Regions from separate parts of the Homo sapiens genome. Here region 1 is linked to region 2. Evidence: chromatin loops called from intact Hi-C (ENCODE). Cell type or tissue: heart left ventricle. All regions are shown on one strand. Links, peaks and the distances in the headings refer to the core of each region. The heading gives the core; the rest is flanking DNA.

What was found. A loop is a pair of places that touch in the nucleus more often than their neighbours do. Peaks named below come from ENCODE experiments on the same cell type or tissue, not always from the same donor. Only the 100,000 strongest peaks of a DNase experiment are listed, where the experiment ranks them.
Region 1: a loop joins it to region 2, with 3 times the contacts of the local background. A loop is called at or near these places in 4 of 110 quality-filtered maps.

The regions. Positions count from the first base shown.
Region 1 is chr4:52,253,650-52,256,453 of GRCh38, forward strand. No RefSeq gene overlaps it. Among named protein-coding and RNA genes, the nearest start is that of SPATA18, 200 kb to the left of the region's middle. In heart left ventricle, for the core only: no CTCF peak of the experiment used is centred there; no DNase peak of the experiment used is centred there.
Region 2 is chr4:52,992,557-52,995,360 of GRCh38, forward strand. All of the region lies in intron 5 of SCFD2 (sec1 family domain containing 2), which reads right to left. Among named protein-coding and RNA genes, the nearest start is that of SCFD2-AS1, 67 kb to the left of the region's middle. In heart left ventricle, for the core only: no CTCF peak of the experiment used is centred there; DNase peaks (open chromatin) are centred at 230 and 1,463; H3K27ac peaks cover 730 bases.

The sequences.
Region 1 (2,804 bases), core at 78-2,577, 740 kb before region 2:
TCATGGGCTCAGTTGGCCACCCCAAAGATGGTCACATCTTTAAGGTGTATTCCATATTCTACCTGTGTTCTTCCAAAGATACTTTGAGATCCTTCAGGAGCTCAGCCTCTTGCAAGAGGGGAACTGGCAACAGATACCATCAGCAGTGTTCATCTGAGCTATAACCAGGAATCACCAAAAGTTTGACTATGAGGATAACTGAAAATCTGCAAAGAAACACACATCCTCTATGACTGGGGGACTGGGAGTTTACTGTCTAATTGACAGGAAGATGCACTAGCAGCAAACATTCTCTTTATAAGAAAAATGCAAAGGCCAGGTGTGGTGGCTCACACCTGTAATCCCAGCACTTTGGGAGGCTGAGACAGGTGGATCACCTGAGGTCAAGAGTTCGAGACCAGCCTGAGCAACATGGAGAAACCCCATCTCTACTAAAAATACAAAATTAGCCGGACGTGGTGGCTCATGCTTGTAATCCCAGCTACTCGAGAGGCTGAGGCAGGAGAATTGCTTGAATCCGGGAGGCGGAGGTTGCGGTGAGCCGAGATCACACTATTGCACTCCGGCCTGGGCAAAAAGAGTGAAACTCCATCTCAAAAATAATTAAATAAATAAGCAAATGAAAAATGCAACTACTTGGAAGAATTTAGTTATCATCAGGCTGAAGCATATGAAATAATGTGGTAAAAGCCATCTTGCTTCAATACCATTTTACACTGAAATAACGTAACTAATACTCCAAAAGCATTTGACTCCAGGCAAAAACGAAGACATCTACTATGCCTCATTACTGGGAAGTATAAATTGGACAGCCTTTTAGAGGACAAGTTGTCAATACAGATCACAAACCTTAAATAACATATCTGTAGCCCTTGCCCCGTTCTACAAGAATGGATGCTGTAGAAATAACCAGACATACCCACAAAGATTTATGGCAGTGATGCTCCTTGTAGTGTGATTTGTAATGCAAAAAAAAAGGCAAAAAATATCTAAATGTTCCAATAATGGAGGATTGCTTAAAAAATTATGATGTACCTGTATATTAGAATGTTAGGCAGCCATATGTTAAAGAAATTAATATAATTATTATTTCAATAAAAATTGTTTTAAATTATCAAAAATAATTTTATAGGAAAAGATGTTATCAGATGAAATAATGTTCTTGATACAGTGTTAAGATTTTATAGTAGGTCACAAACAGTATATAAAGTATGAACCCACTTTGGGGAAAATATCCAAACTATATATTCACTCATTTATGGAGTATCTGAATAGGGAGGATAAAGAATTAAACAAGATAGAGATAAGAAGTCTAATACGATTACGACAAGTTGGAGGAAATATTTAAAATATTAATAGTGATTATTCCTGTGCCATGATATTGTTAGTATCTTTAGTTTTTCGTTGTCTTTCTTATATTTTCCAAAATCAAAGTAAAATGAACATGTACTATTTTAAAGTCAGAAAACAAAGCTATATATTGTTTTACATTGCATATTCAAGAATTCAAAACACAAGAAAAGCACTAATTTATGGGAAAAGGGTAATAGTGGTTTCTTAAAAAGCTTAATATGTCTTTAAACTCCTGGATTGTTTATCTATTTAGTTATTTAATGTGACAGAGTTCTCACCATGTTGCCTAGGCTGGTCTCGAACTCCTGGGCTCAAGCAATCCTCCCACCTCAGCCTTCCAAAGTGCTGGGATTATACCACACCCAGACTCAATACTTCCTAAACTTCTTTGGTTCAGTGGCACACACGGATTCATCTTCTTTTGGTTCCTCAGTATTTCCAGATACTTTTCCCTCTGCTGGAGTGCTCTTCCAGGAATAGAGAGAGATGGTGTCAGTGGGAGGAGAGAAGTGGAAGCAAAGGGCCGCTCTGTAGTCCTGATAGCCAGGTTGGAAGGACCCCCTTCAGACCTAGGTTGGAAGAGGGAACTTGAAATCCTAAGTACTCCTCTCACTCCCATTTCTGTAGTTCATTCCCTCTACCATTTCTTGGGCCCTGTTTCCTCACCTGTAATCAGGGGCTAATAGTCCCTCTCACCCAATAAACTGGTTGCTCTCTCTAAAATACTTTGGGATCTCTCAGTAAATAGTGATGAAAGAAAGCACCATGGGAAGTGATGATGTAGATACCATTTAGCTTGGGCCTCTGGGAACTTTGAGAACAGATACACATATAGATGAGTGAGTGAGTGAATGAATGAATGAATGAATATGGAGTTATCTAAAGAATGTCAAGAGCAGTCACCACTAGAAGAAGAAAATAATGCTGAAAAATATTTTTAGATTCATAAAAACATATTCTTCTTGGTAAGTGGCAGAAATGTATTAAAGCTAAAGCTAAAACAAAGTTTTCTGAAAGGGCAGTTACTAATAAAAAGATAAGCTCTGTGGGTTCTATCGTTCTTTTATTTTCCCCCTCCATTTATTCATCTATTCAACAAATATTCTGGGGTGGTTTTTCTGAGCCCGGCACTGTGCTGGAGCACTGTTTCAAGAGTACAGGAGGCTGAAGTGGCCAGGTTGAGAAGGACTCAGCCATGCAAAGAACTAGAGAGGGAGCACTCCAGGCCAAGGAAACAGCAAGGGCAAAGGCACTGAGGTGGAGACAGGAAGGAGGCTGGTGTGGACGGAGCATTGGTGGAAGGTGCACTGGGCCTCGTCACTTGGGGCCTTGTGAACTAGGGTTCGGGTGGGCTGTTGAGGGACAAAAGAGTCCCTCAGTGGGATGGGTCTGATTTATGCTACTCTTGGGAGAATGGAGGAGGTGTAGAGTGAGCAAGAGCAGAAGCAGAG
Region 2 (2,804 bases), core at 188-2,687:
GCCGCCATCCCCTCTAGGAAGTGAGGAGCGTCTCTGCCCGGCCGCCCATCGTCTGAGATGTGGGGAGTGCCTCTGCCCCGCCACCCCTTCTGGGATGTGAGGAGTGCCTCTGCCTGGCCGCCACCCCATCTGGGAGGTGAGGAGCGTCTCCGCCCGGCCGCCCCGTCTGAGAAGTGAAGAGCCCCTCCGCCCGGCAGCCGCCCCATGTGTGAAGTGAAGCCCCCCCTCCGCCAGGCAGCCGCCCCGTCCGGGAGGGAGGTGGGGGATGCCTCTGCCCGGCTGCCCCGTCTGGGAAGTGAGGAGCCCCTCTGCCCAGCAGTCACCCCGTCTGGGAGGTGTACCCAACAGCTCATTGAGAACGGGCCATGATGACGATGGCGGTTTTGTCGAATAGAAAAGGGGGAAATGTGGGGAAAAGATAGAGAAATCAGATTGTTGCTGTGTCTGTGCAGAGGGAAGTAGACGTAGGAGACTCCATTTTGTTCTGTACTAAGAAAAATTCTTCTGCCTTGGGATGCTGTTAATCTATAACCTTACCCCCAACCCCCTGCTCTCTGAAACATGTGCTGTGTCCACTCAGGGTTAAATGGATTAAGGGCGGTGCAAGATGTGCTTTGTTAAACAGATGCTTGAAGGCAGCATGCTCGTTAAGAGTCATCACCACTCCCTAATCTCAAGTACCCAGGGACACAAACACTGCGGAAGGCCGCAGGGTCCTCTGCCTAGGAAAACCAGAGACCCTTGTTCACTTGTTTATCTGCTGACCTTCCCTCCACTATTGTCCTGTGACCCTGCCAAATCCCCCTCTCGGAGAAACACCCAAGAATGATCAATAAATACTAAAAAAATAAAAAAATAAAAAAAGTATGTTTTTTAATTTAATTGAATATTTTATTTATGTGCGGCAACTAAATCATCAAAGTACTTTCAGTGGCTCACTAGGATGCATATCTAGAAGCAGCTCCGCATTTTAGTCTCAAGTGTGTTTGCAGGTTCCATGTAATTTTTTACATACATTGTTTATCTCTTCAAAATGACTGCTTCAAGAAAACTGAAGAAACGAAGACAGTGGCAAGGGGCTGGCATACAGGGTGAAATAAAAATGCCACTCCACTCATACCAGGCAAAAGTTGGCAATATTGCTGGATTTCCACTCCAAGTTTCCAAACTCCAATGATAAAAATGGTCATAAAATTAATTGGAATCATTGTAACTCTCTAGCACAGGTACTTTTCTTTTGACATGAAAATTATTTATAGACTGTTCTGTACTTAGTAATAAATAGCCTCAGAAAAAGGCTCTGGAGACAGAGGGAAGTGTGGGAGATATTGGGGTTGTCAAAACGATGACTGGGGGCGTGTACTGCAGGTCTTGGCAGTGCCACGGCAAGGGAAACAAAGCGCAGACCGCATTGCTTGGGCCCCAGCCCTCCTCCCAGCCCTGAGGCTGGTCCCGCTCTAGACAGCTGGGTTTGGAGCTGCTCCTGTTCAGGGGTAACTCCCCACAGGCCAGGAGTGGGGCTGTTCCTGGGGCATCCTCAGGCCAGCAGTTCCTCTGAATGGTTGGGGGAGAAATGAAAAGACACCTGGAGGGCTGTGGATCACAGCCAGGTGTTCCTGAGGGAGCTCAAGCATTCTGGGCAAGTCCTGGATGAACTCTGACCAAACCTAGAGGATTCCCTGTTTTTCTTAACACTGCCTTACTACTTCAGTTTTCTTCAAAACTCTAACATTTCACTAGCCTCTTATACTGCCTCGGACCACCCTGAAATTATGAGCGGGGAAGTGGAAAGAGCACGGGACTTGGTGCCAGAGAACTGGATTCTACTTCTAGCTCTGCTGATCTTGACCTTGAGCAAGTCAATTAAACATTGCCCAAGTCAGTGCCATCGGTGCCCTCACCTGTCAAATAGAGGGTGGACGGCAAGCCCCACTGGTCAGTGAGAGATCTGGAGATCATCTGGCCCATTTGACACAGGGACCTTGTTTTAGAGATGAGTAAACCAAGGTATCAAATAGCCTCATGCTCCCTTGGACTCTCAGGTGGTGTGGGGATTACACTTGAACTCCAGGGCTCTAGCCCTTCCTCTACTCCACTCGACAGATATACCACACTGTTGGCGATTAAAGTCCTGTCTGTTGTGAGACTCCACGCAGCAATTTAGACAGACACTGACATAGTTTCTGTCCTCACTGTTTGCAATGCAAAAACATTCCCTCATTAACAACAGGAAAAAAATGAGAGTATCTACATCTGCATAATATCATACACTATATTTATCATCATTACCATCATCATCGTCATAAAAAAAAAGCCTTGCAAACACCTACTATGTTAATGATAGCAACCAACATCTGTTGCTGGAGAGGACATTAATTTACTTACAAATAATGGCTATGTAGGAAAGAAAGCAAACTGATACCACAGAGCAGCAGGGATCAGTTTTGTGGAAGACAATTTTTCCATGAATCAGGGGGGTGGCATGGGGATGGTTTCAGGATAATTCAAGTGCATTACATTTACTGTGTACTTTATTTCTATTATTATTACATTTTAATATATAAGGAAATAACTATATAACTTACCATAATGTAGAATCAGTGGAAGCCCTGAGCTTCTTTTACTGCAACTAGATGGTCCCATCTGGGAGTGATGGGAGACAGTAAAAGATCATCAGGCATTAGATTCTCACAAGGAGCGCGGAACCTAGATCCCTCCCATAGGCAGTTCACAATAGGGTTCGCACTCCCAAGAGAATCTAACGCTGCTGCTGATCTGACAGGAGGTGGAGCTCAGGCGGTAAT